2 separate regions of the Homo sapiens genome follow, and region 2 is linked to region 1. Evidence: chromatin loops called from intact Hi-C (ENCODE). Cell type or tissue: K562. All regions are shown on one strand. Each heading gives the region's core, and the rest is flanking DNA. Links, peaks and the distances in the headings are about the cores only. Region 1 has its middle 86 kb from the start of CCDC83. Region 2 overlaps CCDC81 (coiled-coil domain containing 81).

What was found. Hi-C counts contacts between places; a loop is a spot of excess contacts. Peaks named below come from ENCODE experiments on the same cell type or tissue, not always from the same donor. Only the 100,000 strongest peaks of a DNase experiment are listed, where the experiment ranks them.
Region 2: a loop joins it to region 1, with 4 times the contacts of the local background. A loop is called at or near these places in 5 of 110 quality-filtered maps.

The regions. Positions count from the first base shown.
Region 1 is chr11:85,938,840-85,944,226 of GRCh38, forward strand. No RefSeq gene overlaps it. Among named protein-coding and RNA genes, the nearest start is that of CCDC83, 86 kb to the left of the region's middle. In K562, for the core only: a CTCF peak has its summit at 2,711 (motif pointing right); a DNase peak (open chromatin) is centred at 2,742.
Region 2 is chr11:86,416,246-86,421,632 of GRCh38, forward strand. CCDC81 (coiled-coil domain containing 81) reads left to right here. Exons shown (of 15, transcript NM_001156474.2): 14 at 3,683-3,808. Among named protein-coding and RNA genes, the nearest start is that of CCDC81, 44 kb to the left of the region's middle. In K562, for the core only: a CTCF peak has its summit at 2,873 (motif pointing left); a DNase peak (open chromatin) is centred at 496; H3K27me3 peaks cover 316 bases.

The DNA of each region.
Region 1 (5,387 bases), core at 276-5,275:
GTTGAGGCTGCAGTGAGCTATGATCATGACATTGCACTCCAGCCTGGGTGACAGAGCAAGACTTTGTCTGAAAAAAAAAAAACAAAGTAAAAGTAAAAAAAGAAAGGAAAATGTTGAAGAAACTAAACATCGACAAGAATACAGAGCACCTGAAACTTTCATATAATTGGTGGCAAGACTGTAACTGGGAATGAACACTGAAATATGTTTTGCCAATATTTATTAAACCTGAACATGTATATACATATACTGCATGACACGGCAATTCCACTTTGGGCTTTATATCCAACTGAGATGAATGCTTATGTTCACCAGAAGACATGTACAAGACTGTTCCCAGCAGCTGTAATGATAATAGCCAAAAACTGGAAACAACCCCAATAACTATCAGTAATAGAACCTGTAAGTCAATTGTGCTATTCTCACTACTAAGCACTCAATAAAAAAAAAAAAAAGTAAATTGTGCTTAGTCACACTATGGAATATCACACAGCATAAAGAAGAATAAACTACTGACACGTGTAGCTATAATATACAAGTGAATCTTACAGATGTAATATTGAAAGAAGGCAGACATACAGTATGATTCAATTTAATAAAGCTCAAAAAGAAGACAAGCAACCAATCTATGATGATAGAAGTCAGAACAGTGGCTATCTTTGTGGTGGGTAATGACTAGGATGAGACATGAAGGGCTTTTCTGGTAATCTTGATCTGAGTGGTAATTAACCTGGGTGTGCTCACTTTGTAAACATTCATCAAGCAGGACTCTTAAGGTTTGTGTATTTGACGGGTGTATCTTACACTTCAAAATGGAGTGAAGTTGCCATTTTTTAAAGAATGGTAAACTTGTTATAGGTAAGATTTATCTCTATTTTTCTCAGGAAAAAAAAAAAACTTACTTTCCACTGGGACAAATCAAACAGCTTCTAGTAACCAACAAAAACAGCCTATGTGGCAACTCACTGATTTCAGCAGGTCAACAGAAATTGATTTTTTCTCTCACACTTGGAGAGTTCGGATCATGATTTTAAAGCAAGCCAGTCATAACATGTTAAGAATCCCACCTAATTTGTTAGTTGTGGCAGTTTTTCCTTCACAGTGTGAATTTGAGTCAGAAGAAAATATCAAGTGACTATATAAGGAAAATGGCTGTGCTTCCAAGACAAGGATACCCTCTCTCACCACTCCTATTCAACATAGTATTGAAGTTCTGCAAGGGCAATTAGGCAAGAGAAAGAAATAAAGGGTATTCAAATAGGAAGAGAGGAAGTCAAATTGTCTCTGTTTGCAGATGACATGATTGTATATTTAGAAAACCCCATCCTCTCAGCCCAAAATCTCCTTAGCTGCTAAGCCACTTCAGCAAAGTCTCAGGATACAAAATCAATGTGCAAAAATCACAAGCCTTCCTATACACCAATAATAGACAGAGAGCCAAATCATTACGGAACTCCCATTCACAATTGCTACAAAGAATAAAATACCTAGGAATACAACTTACAAGGGATGTGAAGGACATTTTCAAGGAGAACTACAAACCACTGCTCAAGGAATTAAGAGAGGACACACAAAAAAAATGGAAAAACATTCCATGCTCATGGATAGGAAGAATCAATATTGTGAAAATGGCCATACTGCCCAAAGTAATTTATAGATTCAGTGCTATACCCATGAAGCTACCATTGACTTTCTTCACAGAATTTTAAAAAACTACTTTAAATTTCATATGGAACCAAAAAAGAGCCCGTATAGCCAAGACAATCCTAAGCAAAAAGAACAAAGCTGGAGGCATCATACTACCTGACTTCAAACTATACTACAAGGCCACAGTAACCAAAACAGCATGGTACTAGTACCAAAACAGATATATAGACCAATGGAACGAACAGAGTCTTCAGAAATAACATCACACATCTACAACCATTTGCTCTTTGACAAAGCTGACAAAAACAGGAAATGGGGAAAGGATTCCCTATTTAATAAATGGTGTTGGAAAAACTGGCTATCCATATTCGGGAAACTGAAACTGGACCCCTTCCTTACACCTTATACAAAAATTTACTCAAGATGGATTAAAGATTTAAATGTAAGATGTAGAATCATAAAAACCCTAGAAGGAAACCTAGACAATACCATTCAGGACATAGGCACACCCTAATTGAATGGCTGATGGTGGCCATACAAATGGTATGGAATGACACCAGAGAAATACCAGAAACTGTGAGTAAATGGCAGTTGTATACAGATTTGGTGCAAGTAATTTGGGAGATGGGTATATGGCAGGCTATGTTCGATCTGAATACCTGAGGGCCAGATGATGAACGCTTTACCTCCCACATGAGGGACCTTGTATTGGGCTCTGCCCCGCCAAGTGCCTTCGGCTCCCTGGCCGCTCTCCTCACTCCATATGTGGGGTGCCACATACTTGAAGTGACTACTGCCATGGCGGCCCTTGGGGAAGCAAAGGGCCATTAGTGGGACCTAGGAATCTACACCATAAAAAGGGGAACAGTACCCCTTCTGCAGGGTGCCACCTCATGGGACAAAAAGGGGCCCCAGTGGATGACCCACATGCCACCAGATATAGATTGATTTGATTTTGGATAGGGTTGACCAAGAGAAAATTGATAGGCAACCCAATGAAGTGCCGTTAACTTTGTAGAGGCAACTGTCCCTGGAGCAGCAATTCCAGAAAATGCCCAAGAGGTGGCAGGATGATGCTGCTCAGCTCAGTACCCCCGGCCACTCCATCTCAAGCACTACTTGCAGATGGATGGAGGTATAGAAATTTTTGTGTTTGATAAGGGAACTGGCCGAGGTGCTCGGCTTGGGGGAACACTGGACAACTGGAGGCCACAAGTGGAATTGACAATCCACTGGTCCCCCACCAACATACAGCGGGTGCTGGTGCTGGTAGACACTGGCACAGATTGTACTCTCGTCTGTGGGAACCTGGATAAATTTCCAGGCAAGGCTGCATATATAGATGGCTATAGAGGTCAGTCAGTGAAAGTGAAACCTGCATCTTTGCACCTTGGCATTGGCTGCTTGGCTCCCCACTTATAAACTATGTTTCTCCCATACCTGAATACATTTTGGGGGTGGATACTTTACATGGCTTGGCTTTACAAACCACGGATGGGGAATTCAGACTCCAAGTATGTGGGGTTAAGCTGGTACTCCACAGACATACACATCACTAGCTCCATGTCCTGCCACAACCCTTATGGATTACTTCCACGTGTCAATACCACTTGCCAGGTGAGCATACAGAGATAACTGAGACTATTAAGAAGTTAGAAAAGGTGCAGATAATGTGTAACACCTACAGACCCTACAATTTTCCAGTATGGCCAGTCAAGAAGCCTGATGGAACTTGGCAGATGACAGTGGATTATTGAGAACTAAATAAAGTAATACCCCTTTTACATGCAGCTGTACCCTCTATCATGGATTTGATGGACCCCTTGACAATGAAGTTGGGAGAGTACCACTATGTGGTGGACTTGGCCAATGCATTCTTCTCAGTTGACATTGCTCCAGAGAGCCAGGAAGTTTGCCTTCACATGGGAAGGGCAACAGTGGACTTTCACAGTGCTGCCGCAGGGCTATATGTGTAGCCCCATCATACATCATGGTCTCCTTGCCACGGATTTAGCCGCCTGGAAGTGTCCAAAGGGAATCCACCTATTCCATTATATTGATGATATTATGTTAACCTCTGATTCTCTTGCAGGTTCAGAAGTGGTGGCACCCCTTTTACAACAACATTTGGCAGCATGAGGTTGGGCAGTCAACAAATCCTAGGTCCAAGGGCCTGAACTGTCTGCCAAATTATTGGTAGTTATCTGCTTGGGTAAAACAAAGGCTATACCAGAGGCCATCACTGATAAAATTCAGGCATATACCCGGCCCACAACAATGAGGCAACTACAGACTTTTGTAGGCCTCTTGGGATATTGGTGGGCATTTGTACCCCATTTGGCTCAGATGGTAAAACCGTTGTGTCAGTTGACAAAAATGGGAACTACTTGGGATTGGGACAATGAGGCTGAGATGGCTTTTCTGGCAGCCAAGTGGGCCATACAGCAAGCACAGGCCCTACAAGTAATTGATCGGGGCGCCCATTTGAACTTGATGTGCGTGTGACCACAGATGCTTTTGGCAAGGCCTATGGCAGCACACAGAGGGCTTTAGAATACTGGCAGGCTTTTGGTCCCAACTTTGGAAGGAAGCTGAGCTCTGGTATTCATTGATAGGGAAGGAGTTAATAGCTGCATATGCCACCCTTCAGGCTTGTGAGAGTGTGATGGGACAAACAACAGTAGTCATGCCTGTAGATGACTTACCCAATAGTGGGGTGGGTACCTTCACGGGTAATGACCCTCCGGACTGGGATGGCACAGACATCTACCTTAGCAAAGTGGGGAGCCTAGTCAAAACAGCAGAGTACCCTGAGTAAAAGCCCCTTATCAGCAGAATTACAAGAAGTCTTGGGACCTGTAGTCCTGATGCAAGATAAGGCCATGGGTCAACCTGAGGCACCCTTAAACCCTGAGCCATTACCATTTAAAGAGGGGCAGGCACCTCTTCCATTCCCAGTGGAGCATGGTATAAAGATGGGTCCAGCCAGGGTGTTACTGCTGCCTGGACTGCTGTTGCGGTCCAGCCTAGTATTGATACCATATGGTTTGATACTGGAGGTGGACAAAGTCAGTGAGCTGAACTCGGGGCAGTATGGATGGTGATCACCAAGAAGGAGACACCTATGGTAATCTGCCCCAGTAGCTGGGCAGTTTACTGAGGCCTGACCTTGTGGTTAACTACCTGGAAGTTACACGATTGGCTAGTTGGTCACTGGCCCATTTGGGGCCAGGCCATGTGGCAAGACCTATGGAAAGAAGGATGACCTCCTCTGACCAGGTATGGGGACCAACAGTAACCTGTGGTTGCCTGCCCTAATGCCCCTAAAGGCAGGGGAACAAAAAACCTGGCTTTGAACATGGACCCTTCAAGTCCCCCATTGCCAATGGTTGGCTATGGTAGCCCTCTGGGGGGAGGGCCTACAGTATGATTTACATGTCACTCCTTGGGTATTCAATATATGGCTTCCATGATTGACCGTTCGTAGGGGAATGCTCAGGGAAGGAACCCCCCTCCTTGTATTGTCTGTATGGCCTATTGTGAGCTCCCCAGTGACTTTGGCACAAATACAGGACACAAAGAAACCATGGGGAGCTGAGAAGCTGTGGTACCATTGCCCAGGGCAGAAGCCCTTGGCGGCTGCATTGTTATCCAGAGATAAAAGGTTGGCTTGTATTTTGCCTCAGAAGAGTGATTTACCTGTGTGTGCCTGCTTTGTCATTCTGACCATAAGTTGACAT
Region 2 (5,387 bases), core at 126-5,125, 480 kb after region 1:
AAAGGAAGATGTCTTTCCCACTGATTTTTTAAAAAAATTTATTCCCTTAGGTAAGCATTCAGCTCCTCTTTAGCTTCTGTTTTATAACAGCAGAACCACCATCACTTGTCCCATAGTGGGAAGCAAAGTGTGCTTTCCATAGCCAGATATGGGACCCTCTGTATTTGTTGCTAAGACTATTGCTACTTCCTCTTCTGCTTCTATCTGTTGGCTTCTCTAGTTATTTCCTAAACTTGGAGGGTTAAAGTGTCACTTTTAAGTTGTATGACTTGGGCCAGATCACATGTAAGGTCTCTGAGCCTTATTGTCCTCATATGAGAAAGAAGGATAATCACATCTGCCCCTCCTAACCTTACTGGGAGAATTAGATGAGATTATGTATGTGAGAGCATTTTCGGAAACTGTAAAGCTCTGAACACATCCCTGTTTCTGTATTGGTCAGATCCTTGTTTTCTATTTACATATTCTTTACTGGTTATGGCAGATTCTCTCACTTCCCTTATCTTTTCCAACTCCCTGGTCCTTCTCTGGTTCATCTTAACATGTGATCTCAGATTGTCTTGTGACTCATAGAAGGCCACTTTCTTTCAGAGGGGATAATTTAGTCAGGGTGATCCAGACAGGACTGCTAAGCTATTTATACTTGTTTTTTTTCTTTTTGCTCTTATTTTCAAAAGTAACAATTCATGCTCATTAAAAGAAGTCAATTGAAGGTTAGCCGGGCACGGTGGCTCATGCCTGTAATCCTAGCACTTTGGGAGACCGAGGCAGGCAGATCACTTGAGCCCAGGAGTTTGAGACCAGCCTGGGCAACATGGTGAAACCCCGTCATTACTAAAAATACAAAAATTAGCTGGGCGTGTTGGTGTGCGCCTGTAATCCCAGCTATTCGGGTGGCTGAGGCACAAGAATGCTTGAACCTGGGAGGCAGAGGTTGCAGTGAGCTGAGATTGCGCCACTGCACTTCAGCCTGGGCGACAGAGATTGCCTCAAAAAAAAAAAAAAAGGTTAATAATCTCCCCTACTAAGTAGCCAATACATATGTGCATATTGCTTAAATAGGAAAATTTTTTAAATTTTTTTTGTAAAAAATAATTTAAAAGTAGGTTACATATTAACCTTAATTATTTATAAAAAAATTTAAACAATTTTTCCTTTTTAAGCAATATGCACATATATTTTTCCTTCTACTTTTGTAAATGAAATAGTCTATGAGATCTTATATATTACTCTGCAAACTAATCTTTCTTTAACCTAGCAATGTCATATACAACTCAGTACATATATATGAGATTCATTCTTCTTTAATAGCAGCATATTATCTATAATATAGATGTATAATAATTTAACTTTTGCATTATTGATGAACATTCACTTTGTTTCCAGATATTTTGTATTAAACATTTTTAATATATATTTTTATACTGGTTCTTTTGTTTCTATCAGATAAATTCCCAAAAGTGGGGCTGCTGTGTCCAATGTACGGTACATCTAATTTTCCTTTTTTTTTTTGTTTTTTTGAGACAGAGTCTCACTCTGTCGCCCAGGCTGGAGTGCAGTGGTGCGATCTTGGCTCACTGAAACCTCTGCCTCCTGGGTTCAAGTGATTCTCATGCCTCAGCCTCATGAGTAGCTGGGACTACAGGTGCATGCCACCACTCCTGGCTAATGTATGATACATTTGAAATATTACCAGAAACTGACAGTTACATTTCTAAGAAGGCATAGCAACTCGCTTCTCAGCAATGTTGTGAGAATGCTAGTTGTCCCCTGCACAATCTCTGCCTCATTTTCTTACTTTCTGGGCATTTAAAATTATTTTAACCTATCCTTAAAAAAATAACATAATAATGGCCAACAAGCAAATGAAAAAATGATTAACACCACAAATTATTATGAAAGTGCAAACCACAATCACAGTGAGATACCATGTCACATCCATCAGGATAGCTACTATGAAAAAAAATAACACGCGTTAGTGAGAAGTAGAAACCTTTGTGTACTGTTGGTGCAAACATAAAATGGTACAGTTGCTATGGAAAACAGTATGGTGGTTCCTCAAAAAATTAAAAATAGAACTACTGTATCATCCAGTAATTCCCCTTCTGGATATGTATTCAAAAAAATTGAAAGCTGATCTCAAAAGATATCTGTACAGCCATGTTCATAGCAGCACTTTTTGTAACAGCCAAGAAGTAGAAGCATCCCAGGTGTCCACCGACAGATGAATGGATAAACAAAATGTAGTGTGGGTATATATATACACTGTACAATGGAATTGTTATTCACTTTTAAAAAGGAAGAAAGTTCTAACACATGCTACACTGTGGATGACCCTCAAGGTCATTATGTTAAGTGAAATAAACAAGTCACAAAAAGACAAAATACTGTATGACTCCACTTATATGAGTTATCCAGAGAAGTAAAATTCATAGAAACAGAAAGTAGAATGTTGGTTGCCAAGGGCTAGAGGAGGCAGAAATGGGGAGTTGTTTAATGGGTGTAGTTTTAGTTTTGTAACGTGAAGGCGTTCTGGAGATTGGGTGCATAACATGAATGTATTTAACACTAAGTAACTGTACACTTGGAAATGGTTAAGATAGTAAATTTTGTTATGTGTTTTTTTAAACCACAAAAAAAAAATCTACGAAAAGAAAAATAACTTATGAAAAAAGTAATAGGTACTCTTCAGTCATTGAGCTCCAGTTACATGATAGGCACTGGCACTTCCTGTGTATCATTTAGTCTTTATAATAACCATACAATAGCTGTTCAATCAATGCTTGTTAGATGAAAAGGTGTGCCGTTTAAGGAAAAAGTGAGACAGTATAGAGGACATTAACTGATTTTTATTGGAGGATCCTGACACCCAGTGGTCGTTGGTACCTGTAACACAAAGCCCTTCAGAGCAGGCTACATCAACAGTTACATTTTGTGAAGCTCCTTCTAGATTTCAGTGAGAACTGACAGCAAAGGTTTCAGTTTAGCAAGAAATAGACACATAATCAGAACCAGGCTTAAGGTGATTCACAACAGTAGTGATGGAGTGTTTGGAGACCAGTGATAGAAACACAACACTGGGAATATCTCCCTTTGAAGACAGAGATTATACTGCAGTCACTTCTTCGATGACATGGCCTTCACCAAACATTCCTGTTTTATTTTCTTGCCTTCTTCACAATGTTAATGTTTTCTCTATTTTCTTTTCCCTTGCTTAGTCACTTGTGTTTATTTTCTCTTTTTGTAGACTTTCATTTGTATACCTATCTATTTTGCCTTGTAATATGTCTGCAGTGACTGGTAGGCTGAGTACTGGCAGCTGAGAGGCTGGACTAAAAGGAAAGAAACAGAGTATAGGAAATCCATTTGGGATGATTCTTCAGATAAGTTAAATTAGCCTCAAAGGAAATTAATGGTTTTACAGGTTGAAGTTGTTAACTGGAAAAAGGTTTCAATCCTATTAAATCAAACCAGGATTGAAGATAAAAGACCTTTGATCCATAAATTATTTGAGAGCTAGGAATTTCAGTATGCTTTTACAGTGTTCATGCTTTTTAGTATATTTCAGAGTAGTGAACAAAACCAGAAGGTTTTTTTTGTTTAACATAAAAGGAATGGGGCTCCCAAATTTGGTGCATGCTCTTCCAAGTATTATGGAGCCAGGCTGTTCTTTTCTCTCCAGGCACTTGGCAGACAGAACCGCTGAGCTGGAGCGAGTAAATAGAGTCAACCAATGCTTACAGGAGGACTGGGAAAGGAGTGCTGCGATGAAGAAGCAGCGAGACCTGGAGGACAAGGCTTTTGAACGGTAATGCCTGATTGGAACCCCAAAATTCTCCTGCTCCTTGTGGGACAGCAACAGGTTTCAAGTGGAACTCCACTTGATTAGCAGTGGCTGCCTAGAGAACCTTGTGGAGAAAGCAAGTCTGTATTCCATGGGAAATACTGCCGTGATTGATTAGAAATGTCTGTTACAGACATGGGATTGGAGAATGCTGAGTTGTATGCTAGGTATTTACTAACCGTGCTCTAATATTTGCCTCTGCTTAGGGTGGCTTTATTTGCTTTTTGTGGAGAGTGAAGATTCTCTTTGGAAATAACTATTTGGAAGTAGGGGGAGTGAGTTTCCAATCTGAACGTTTTCAAGGCTTAGAGAATCGTTATTTAAGAGCAGGGTCAGGGGTTGTAAGATTGGCAATTGGAAAAGTAAGATGCCTATTATGGAGCCAACCAAGAGCATCTTTCTGAAATTATTATATGCCTGCCCAATCCTCAGCTTAAATATTCACATCACTACTGTTGTATTACATCTTGAAAAAAAATTAAAATACGAATGTAAGGTATGATTTTATAGCATGTTAAAAATGTGATGAAACAGATCAAGTCTATACAATCAAGTTATTAAAACCCAAATATACCAAAATAATAGTTTAAATTGCCAATTATCAGTTTTTAATCATGGATAAAATTTGTAGAATGGATCTTGATCTGTAACTCTCCTTTTCCTTTTAGGTTTTCTTGTAAAGCATTTCTCACCTGTCTTTCTAATGAGTAGAACCCATATTTTGTGACAATGAAAGTATGAGTGATGACGTGGAAAATAGGTTCCAAAGGAGAAGTGGACTCATTTGGCTTAGAGAAAAGGAGAGGAAAGGGCAGTTGGGGATTTCAATTTTCTCAGTGATTTGGGAAGGCAGGTAAAAGTCAGTGAGATTAATGCCAGGGAGATTTTAGTTGTGTCTAGGAAGAGTGCTTGGCCAACATGGTGATAAAGGACTGAGGAGACACAGGAAATAATGTTGAGTGGCAGGCTAACAAATCTACTCCTGGTATATCGTGGAGCAGACTTCTCTGAGGACCTAGGCCAAGTGTGGACAGAGACTTGAGCACGCAGCAGTAGCAAGAAGGAATTGGTTGGCACAAAAAGAAAATAAAGCAAAAGTAAAACCAAAGTCCATATGTATGCAGTTAGCACATGATACTCTGTTCCATTACCAAGCCAGGTAGGTCTTCCCCTGCTCACTTCCAAGGTAGTTTATTCTTTTTTCTTTTAAGACTGCCCTTGATAATCCTTTTTTTTTTGAGATGGTGTCTCACTCTGTCGCACAGGCTGGAGTGCAGTGGCGCGATCTCGGCTCACTGCAAGCTCCGTCTCCTGGGTTCATGCCATTCTCCTGCCTCAGCATCCCGACTAGCTGGGGCTACAGGCGCCTGCCACCAGGCCTGGCTAATTTTTTGTGTTTTTTAGTAGAGACAGGGTTTCACCGTGTTAGCCAGGATGGTCTTGATCTCCTGACCTCGCAATCCGCCCGCCTCGGCCTCCCAAAGTGCTGGGATTACAGGCGTAAGCCACCGCGCCCGGCCGATCATCCTTCTTAAACAGAATT